Regions from separate parts of the Homo sapiens genome. Here all the other regions are linked to region 3. A link is a contact called in ENCODE Hi-C or POLR2A ChIA-PET data. All regions are on one chromosome and are shown on one strand. Each heading gives the region's core, a stretch centred on a gene start or an enhancer-like site at or near the end of the contact. The rest is flanking DNA. Distances are from core to core; before and after follow the strand shown. Region 1 holds the start of TMEM44-AS1 (TMEM44 antisense RNA 1). Region 2 holds the start of ATP13A3-DT (ATP13A3 divergent transcript). Region 3 holds the start of TNK2 (tyrosine kinase non receptor 2).

Region 1 (2,700 bases), core at 1-2,500, 1.3 Mb after region 3:
AATGGCACGATCTCACTTCACTGCAACCTCCGCCTCCCAGGTTCAAGCGATTCTCCTGCCTCAGCCTCCCGAGTAGCTGGGATTACAGGCTCCCGCCACCATGCCTGGCTAATTTTTGTATTTTTAGTAGAGACGCTGTTGGCCAGCCTGATCTGGAACTCCTGACCTCAGGTGATCCACCTGCCTCAGCCTCCCAAAGCGCTGGGATTACACGAATGAGCCACCGCACCCAGCTAAAGATTTTCTTGAAAGCCTGTCTAGATCCTGAAGAACTAATCCCCTTATCTCCCTCCCTCAGTATGATGAAGAGATTTATGAGCATCATTTGAAGACACATTCATATTATGTTTCTTTCAAAGGGGTATGAGCTCCTAGAATAAGAAGAGGCACTGGGCCAAGGAGCATGGCTGGGCTCCAGTTCCCAGGTCTGATTCAGTGTGATCTTTGTCATTTCCTTTTCTATGTCACAGTTTCCTCATCTGTAAACTGAAAGTTGGGCCTGATTTTTTTCATTTTTTCTCTTTTATGCATGTGCCAATTTGTTTCCCACAGAATACTGACATCTTTATAAGCTCTCAAGAAAGACATTATAAAAACAAATTTCAGATATACTTTGAACATAGGCTTCATTATACGACATATACCTCTTTCTGTTTGGATTTTACTGTCCACTTAATATAAAAACCTGTATTAATCACTAAGGAAAAGGATAGAGGAGACTTAGAAATATCTCCAGAATAATTTTGCAACAATTCCAAGATTCTCTGCACTTCTTTTTCTGTCCCTTAATTGGCCTCCTCCACATTTTCCAACTATGGAGGTATTGCTCTACTCTCTTCGACTTTACATTGTTTTAGAATGCTTTTGCAAGGAGACTCTGCCTTGAATGAACCCAAGATATGGTGCAATGTTGAGGAAGATCTCCAAGTTTACACATGCCTGTACGATGGCCCAAAGGTCATCATCAGGTGAAAGGGACGACCTTAGAGATGAAAGAAGTTCAAGGAATGGTGCTACATTAAATGACTTAGCATTAGAAAGCATCTACTTTGCTTTTTCTTTCACCAACCCTGAAAGCCAAATAAGGCACTGGGCATTCAGGCCTTCTTTTGAGCAGAACACGTGATTACGCAGTTATTCTTCAAGAGCCTCTGTTAATCTGTCGCTTGGAGAACTCTGCATACTGTCCCAAATCCGTCTGAATTTTCCATCGGCTGCCAGTGTTCGTAGCAGAGGCCTCGGGTCTTCTCGTCCTCTCCTCAGGGTCTGGCAGCTGTCACTACCGTGGACTTCGGTCCAGTCCCCAGAGTCGGGGGCGCTGCCTTTCCCATTTCAGTTGCCAGGGGGTTCATCCACGATCGTGCCAGAGGGGCAGCGCGTGGTCTCCTCGAACTACGGGGGAGAGAGGAACCACTGTTGGCACGGGCCGGACTGAACGCCGGCTCCCACTGCCTACCTCCTCGGAGCTGCATCCGCCGACATCTTGCGCCCTACTCCCAGCACCAGCAGGGCACTTCCGGGAAGAACGGAATTGCGGTTCCGCGCGTGCGCACTCCGCAGCCACCGCCTCCCGCGAGGAGCGAGAGTCCCGCGGCCCCGCCCCGCCGCCGCAGCCGCCGCCGCAGCCGAAGGCCGGCGTTTCTGACCTCAGCCAGCGGCGACGCAGCCGGGAAAGAACTGTCGAGGGCGTCTCCGTAGTTCAGTTTTGGTTTGTTTATTTGAGACGGAGTCTCTGTCGCCCAGGCTGGAATGCAGTGGCGCGGTCTCTGCTGACTGCAGCCTCCGCCTGCCGAATTCAAGCGATTCTTCTGCGACTGAATAGCTGGGACTACAGGGGCGCGCCACGACGCCCGGCTAATTTTTGTATTTTTAGTGGAGACGGAGTTTCACCATGTTGGTCAGGCTGGTCTCGAACTCCTGACCTCGTGATCCGCCCGCCTCGGCCTCCCAAAGTGCTGGGATTACAGGCGTGAGCCACCACGCCTGGCCCACCCCACTCGGTTTTTAAGGAGATAATTACAAGGTTATTTTACGGTTCATAGTGTGTTTCAGACCTCCCAGAAGCCTAACGGTGTATTATAAACCATTCTTTTCTTTGTTTTTAAATGCATTAAAAACCTTTTTTGAGATAAAAATAGTGCAAGTACATGGTTTAAAAAAAGAAAATCAGATTGCACCAAAAGGTTTATGATGAAAAACAATAATGTTCTGTCCCTTTGCCTCCAAGAGACTCCTTTTTAAAATCTTTTGGGCTGGGCGCGGTGGCTCACGCCTGTAATCCCAACACTTTGGGAGGGTGAGGCGGGCGGATCATCTGAGGTCAGGAGTTTGAGATCAGTCTGGCCAACATGGTGAAACCCCGTCCCTACCAAAAATACAAAAAGTAGCCGGGCGTGGTGGTGGGCGCCTGTAGTCTCAGCTACTTGGGAGGCTGAGGCAGGAGAATCGTTTGAACCGGCGAGGCAGAGGCTGCAGTGAGCTGAGACCGCGCCACTGCACTCCAGCCTAGGCAACAGGAGCAAAATTCTGTCTCAAAAAAAAAAAAAACTTTTATACCTTCTAGTAGTTGTCTCCATTAGGTTTGATTTGGAACATGCTTTCCAGCTACAGGGTTCTTAAGATCATACTTGCTTTTCCTGAGCTGCATCATCTTCAGCTTCCATTATACAGGCTGACGAGGCTCAGTAGCACGGCAGGGCC
Region 2 (2,700 bases), core at 14-2,513, 1.4 Mb after region 3:
TTGATAATTTTGTTTTTAGGACTTGGAGAGGCCAACCTGTTTAAAGGCTGAGAGGAAGCAGCAAGGCAAGGAAGCCTGGGAGGTGGGGGAGGAAGATTTTAGGGCCAGACCCCACCCAGACCGTTTTCTTGTGGTTTGCCCAACACTACCACACACCCCTTAATCTCATTTAATCATTTCAACACCACGAGGTTTGAAACAAACGGTGAGGTATGAAACAAAACGGTGAGGCCAGGGATTGGGAAGAGAAAGCTGTGGTTCCATCTCGGTCCAGCGTGCTGTCCACGCCAAGAGGCGGGCAGAAATGCTAGCCTCACACAATCTAGGGGACCAGGGGTGGCTGTGGCGCCCTCCTGCCCGCAGGAGGTGTTATCAGTGTCGCGGACTCGGGCGGTGTGCTGCCCCTGGTGAGATGTCATCACGTGCGTGGACCAGGGGTGGCGGCCCTGGTAAGTGTCCAGGGACTAAGGGCTCCCTGCTCTCCAGGTGTGGTGGACGGGGTCCGCATGCATGCCGTCCTCTTCTCTAAGACGCTAAGGCGGCTGAGTTCTGTAAGTAGCGGCAAGAAGAACAGTCACGGAGCGGGCCGGGCACAAAGGGCGCAGGCCAGGTGGCCCCAGGCGGAAAGATGGCCGCAGCCAGAGGCTGCAGGTGGCCGGGCGCGCTCCCTGCGCGCGTCGCGGAGAGGACGCAGCGAAAATCAAACCCGCGATTTGGAAATCCGGCTGCGGCCCTACCCCGAGATAAGTCTTCTGCGGAGGGAAGTATTTAATTTGCATCCAGGACGGTCGGAAGAGGCGCCTTCCCGTCGGAGGCGAGGCGCGGGCGCGTGGGAGCTTTCTCGTGTGCGCTCCTCCCTGTCCTCCGCCTGCGGCCGGGGCGCAGAGTCCGTGGTCATATGAGAATGACAGTTTTTTGTCTGTTTGTTTTGGCGGGGGCGAGGGTGGCTAAAGGAATGAAAGAGCCTTGCATTAGGAGCTGGGCTCTGGTTTCCTCTCCACCATTCTAGCACAAGCTTCCTCCATGACCATGACTCTGGGCAACGTCTGTCTAGTCACTGAGCCTCAGTTTCCCTGTTCATAAAATGGGAGATTGGACTATGATGTTGTCATAGCCCAAAGGGGATGAAGTGGGATTTGCCGTTCCATTTCATCCCACCAGAAAAGCCGCCCTCCATTAGCCACCCCGGGCTGACACCCAGCGTTTTTGGACGGCCTCGCCTCCCCTTACCTGCCTCTTTCTTTCTTTTGCCCGTTCGAGGGTGGCAAAGGCGATGGGTGGGCGGGGCCTATAAATCGCCCCGCCCCTCCCCGCCCCTTCCCCGCCTCCTGACGTCGCCCGCGCCCCTCCGCCCTCCGCGCGGGGATGAAGCCACCACGTGACCTCACATCCGGCGCGGGAGTCCTGAGCCCGCGCGCGCTCCCCCGCCTGCCTGCCGGCTCTCCCCGCAGCGTGATCGGGCGCCGCCGCGGAGGGGAGGGGGGTTCTCTACGTCGCTGGCGGCGGGGGGGCCGTTTCGGAGTGCAGACCGCCCCCCTCCCCTGCCCACCTCCCGCCGCCCTCCCTTGTTCTCGCCCTGCCGGCTGCACGCCGCCGCCGCGGGCGCGGAGGAGGAGGAGAGCGCGGACGTCCCAGGGCCGGCCCGGCCCCGCCGCGGCGCCTCCTTCCCTCACCCTGAGCCGCAGCGCGCGGCGCCGGCCGAGGGCGATGGGGCTGGGCTGAGGCGAGGCGGCGGCGGCGACAGCGGCGGCCGGGTCCCCCGCGGTCCCTGGGGCTGGTCCGGCCGCGAGGGAGGCCGCGGAGGAGGCGGCGCGGCGGCGGCCAGTGAGCGGCCCCGGTGAGCGGGGCGAGGGGCGGGTGGGCAGCGGCGCCGGGGGAGGTCGAGGAGGCGAATGGTGGTGTCGGGGCGGCGGGTACCGGGCGAGGTCGCGGCCAGCCTTCTCGGGCCGGAGTTGGGCATCGCGGGGACGGGGAGTGTCGGGGGCAGGTGAGGCCAGGGCAGGAGCCCACGCGGTGGGTGCGAAGGCCTGGGGGGGACGCGCCGCCTGCCGGGGGCGAGCGTGGGGGCCGGGCGCTTGGTGGTTGGTAGTCAGAGCTTTCGGAAAGTCCTGTGGGAGGTGGAGGTCCTGTGGGCAGAGGCGTAGGGGTGCTGGCAGGGCCCTCGATGAGTCTGTGCGGGACCCTAGCTCGTCCTCAGCCGTGGAGTATGGAGCTGCTTGCCATCTCCGCATTTCACAGATAAAAGGAGTGAGTCCCGTGGAGGAAAAGTGACTTCTGACTTGCCTGAGGCCTCCCACTCGGACTCTGTGGCAGTGAGGACTAGAAAAACCCAGGGCCCTTTGCCCTAGCAGTGCTCTCGTGGCCACTCTCGCTATGGCCTTTCTGTCTCTCCATTCCCTTCACAGAGTCAGGTTCTGGTGGAAGTATGACCTCTGGCTTTTTTGGGGAGGTGAGGGGTAGGGATGAAGGGGGAGGGAATCGGGTTGGGATTGGCAGGAACTCAGCTGGGGGCTTCCCGGTGTGGAAGAAGCTTTGTGACAGGTGTTTATTGTTTCCTCTTCCCATAGATCTGACAGACATCCCTGAATCTTGGTGTTTGGACATAGGAGGTATGAATCACTCACATAATTAGCCGCTTTTAATCATCAGTGTCTTAGAGCTATATTTAGTGGTTATATTAGTGCAAAATGAATGGGTGTG
Region 3 (2,700 bases), core at 176-2,675:
CCCTCGACTCGGCGGGACTTCTTCACCCAGGGCGCCACCGCTCCTCGGCACCGCAGGAAGGCGCAGGCCGGGCCCGGGGGAGTCGGGGAGAGCGGGGTAGGGCCCCGGAGGCTGGGGGAGGAGCCGGGGGAGGAGCGATGAGGCCGGGCCCTTTAAGAGGGCGGGCCGACTCCCCCCCACCCCCCACCCCGGGGCGGCGCAGGCGCAGGCGCAGGCGGGCTCGGGGCGCTCGGCAGGAGGGACGGCGGGCGGGCGCTCACCTGCGGGGGCCGGCGCGGGGCGGGCGCCCGGCGGGCCGACGTTGACGCCCGGAGGCGAGGGCGGGGAGGCGGGCGCGGGACTCGGGGGCGGCCCGGGGCGGGAGGGGAGGGCCGGGGCGGGCGGGCGGTGTGAGCGGGCGCCGAGGGCAGCACCATCTGGAGGGGTGGGAGCGCGCGGCCTCTGGGGGGCAAGCGAGTGCGCTGGGCCGAGCCGGTCGGGGGCCCCCGGCGGGTCGCGCAGGAGGAGCGCGGCGGGCTGAGCCCTGCGCTGCCGGAGCAGCAGCCGCAGCGCGTAGGGGTTCTCAGCTGGGGCCCGCAGCAGCTCCGCGGGCTGAAGCTCGGCGTGGAGGAGCGGGGCGGGGTGGGCCCGGCGGTGCAGGAGGAGGGCGGGGTGGGCCCGGGGCTGCAGGAGCGCGGCGGCCGCGGCCACGAGCCCAGCCGGGGGGTGGTGTGGGGGCCGCCGGACGGCGCGGGCTGGGGGCGCCCGCCGTGGTGGACGGGCTCGGCGGGCTGGCCTGTGGCGCAGGAGGAGGGGCTGGGGCCCCGCGGGCAGCACCAGGAGAAGGGCGGAGGCAGCCCCGCAGTGCAGGAGCGCGGCGAGGCCCGGGCCGGGGTGCAGGAGCGCGGGGAGGGGAGCCCGCGGAGGCTGCTGCAGCAGCCCGAACCGGCGTCCGAGTCCGGGGAAGGCCCCCGCGAGCGCAGGGAGGGGCCGGAAAGTTCCGGCGAACTGGGGGAGCGGCAGTGGGAGAGCGTCGGGCGGGAGGCGGTGGTCCTGGGAGCGGCCCCGGCGCCCCGAAGCCGCCCCGAGCTGGTGGGGAGGGCCCGGCCGGTGGGGCCCCGGGGGCCTGCGGGGGAGGGGCGCCTGGGGGTGCAAGAGGCGAATTGGCTGCCCGGGGTGCAGGAGGGACAGGTGGTGCGGGCTGTCCAGGAAACCTACCTGAACGGGAAGGAGCCCCAGGAGGGAGAGGGACCCGGCGAGGGGCTCAGGACCCGGAGGCGCCGGCGGAGGAGGAGGTGGTGACTGGCAGGCCCGGGCCCCACGGTACCTCCGGGGCTGAAGGGGACGCAGGATGTAGGGGCATGGGGAGTCGGGCGCAGAAGAGTGCGGGGAACCGCTGAGCTCTGGGAGCCACTGCCTGAGGGCAGGCCGCGGCCGGCGGGAACCTCTTCTGCCGTCTCAGCCTGGGCGTCGCTGAAGCTGTGTCTGCGGGGAGGCAGCGGAAGGCGGCAGGTAAGGAAGCCCAGTCCTGTTAGCTGGAGTTGGTGTGCTTGGAAGTGAGAGGCTGCAGGTCCCTGGCGAGAGCGTAGACTCCACACTGCCCTCGTTCTTTTGGCCTTTCATCCCTGGAGGGAGGAAGCAGTGCAGTTTTCAGCGGCAAGGCAGGACCTCTCCCCCGCCAGTACTGTGTATGGTAATTGGAGTGATAGGGCATCTTCTTAGAGTCTAGGCAGCAGGCGGGACGTCTGGGTGGCTGCCAGGTCTGTGCAGAGGGAAGAGAGGGGTAGCCCCAGGGAGGAGCTGCAGGACGGTCCCCCCTCCACCTGCCCCCCGATGGCAGTAGGGGTGCCTCCATGCTATATGCTCTGCATGGTGCAGTCAACACACAAGTCCTCAAAACACGTCCCACAGAAGGGAAGAGGGCAGCGTGGGATTAACAGAACCTTATCTTGTAACCCTGTTGGTCACGTGAGCTGAGATGAGTGTGACAGCTAGTGGCTTGGGTACGGCACGAGCCTGGCCCGCTTCTGCCACGCCGTCCTGTCACAGCTGATTTACCCTGAGGGCCCAGAGCCAAGGATGATTAGTGGGCGGAAGGAGGGAGAGCAACTGGTGAGCCCTCTCGTCTCTGGGTGGGACGACCCAGCGTTAGAGGGGCGGGAGAGGAGGGTGCACTTGCACCCCAGGGCTCTGGGCTGCCTCTGTGGCCCCACCCTGGGGAGGTTTGCAGATGGGCCGCTGTGGTATCATGGGCTCTGCACCTGTCAGGACAGGAGCTCCCAGCCCAGTCTAGAGGTAGGGCTTGTAGGGGCCAAGGGTGGGGGCTGTATTTGGCTTGTTGACTCCCTCGTGGCCTGAGTGCCAGACCTACTCATTCCGCCTCGTGCCCCCAGGGGGCTTGGCGGGCTGCTTGTGGGCCTTACTCTCCTAGAGCTGTTCGCCTCTTACCTGGCACTGTCAGGTGCTTGCTTCCCCTGCCCCTGGGTGGGGATGGGTGCAGGGTTGCTGCTTGCCCAGGGCCTTAGCTAGAGGACCCTCCTCTGCCCCAGCCCGAGGTGTGGCTGTGAGTCAGATGGACCCAGACCCCTGTCCCGAACCAGACTGGGTGCTCTCCTCTGGGGGCAGAGGGAGTGGTGCTGGAGGTAGCAGCTGCTGGAGGAGCCGGTTAGCCCGCTCCTCAGACAAACTCAAACCCGCCTGTCAGCTTCATCCCATGCCTGT

Evidence for each region. Hi-C counts contacts between places; a loop is a spot of excess contacts on that map. ChIA-PET counts read pairs that join two places held with the same protein, here RNA polymerase II (POLR2A). Pooled maps may share reads with other maps.
Region 1: a loop to region 3 is called in a map of CD14-positive monocyte, with 7 times the contacts of the local background. The contact joins the promoter of TMEM44-AS1 here to the promoter of TNK2 in region 3. A Hi-C loop is called at or near these places in 1 of 168 maps with a recorded cell type or tissue (CD14-positive monocyte) and 5 of 50 pooled maps. POLR2A ChIA-PET finds 5 or more read pairs at or near these places in 1 of 52 experiments (activated CD4-positive, alpha-beta T cell).
Region 2: a map of CD8-positive, alpha-beta T cell shows a loop between it and region 3 (6-fold over the local background). The contact joins the promoter of ATP13A3-DT here to the promoter of TNK2 in region 3. A Hi-C loop is called at or near these places in 1 of 168 maps with a recorded cell type or tissue (CD8-positive, alpha-beta T cell), 11 of 37 single-sample maps with no recorded cell type and 10 of 50 pooled maps.

What each region holds. Positions count from the first base shown.
Region 1 is chr3:194,582,818-194,585,517 of GRCh38, reverse strand. It overlaps TMEM44-AS1 (TMEM44 antisense RNA 1), which reads right to left and starts at 1,250. Exons shown (of 3, transcript NR_047575.1): 1 at 1,070-1,250. RefSeq lists enhancers at 1,234-1,283, 1,319-1,984 and a silencer at 1,474-1,733.
Region 2 is chr3:194,485,703-194,488,402 of GRCh38, reverse strand. It overlaps ATP13A3-DT (ATP13A3 divergent transcript), which reads right to left and starts at 1,263. Exons shown (of 2, transcript NR_033929.1): 1 at 1,231-1,263; 2 at 1-947. ATP13A3 (ATPase 13A3) reads left to right here and starts at 1,401. Exons shown (of 34, transcript NM_001367549.1): 1 at 1,401-1,837; 2 at 2,568-2,609. RefSeq lists an enhancer at 382-601 and silencers at 1,272-1,931, 1,962-2,011, 2,102-2,161.
Region 3 is chr3:195,907,276-195,909,975 of GRCh38, reverse strand. It overlaps TNK2 (tyrosine kinase non receptor 2), which reads left to right and starts at 1,425. Exons shown (of 16, transcript NM_001382273.1): 1 at 1,425-1,491. It overlaps TNK2-AS1 (TNK2 antisense RNA 1), which reads right to left and starts at 1,900. Exons shown (of 2, transcript NR_145450.1): 1 at 1,198-1,900; 2 at 1-111. RefSeq lists silencers at 22-671, 722-911, 962-1,211.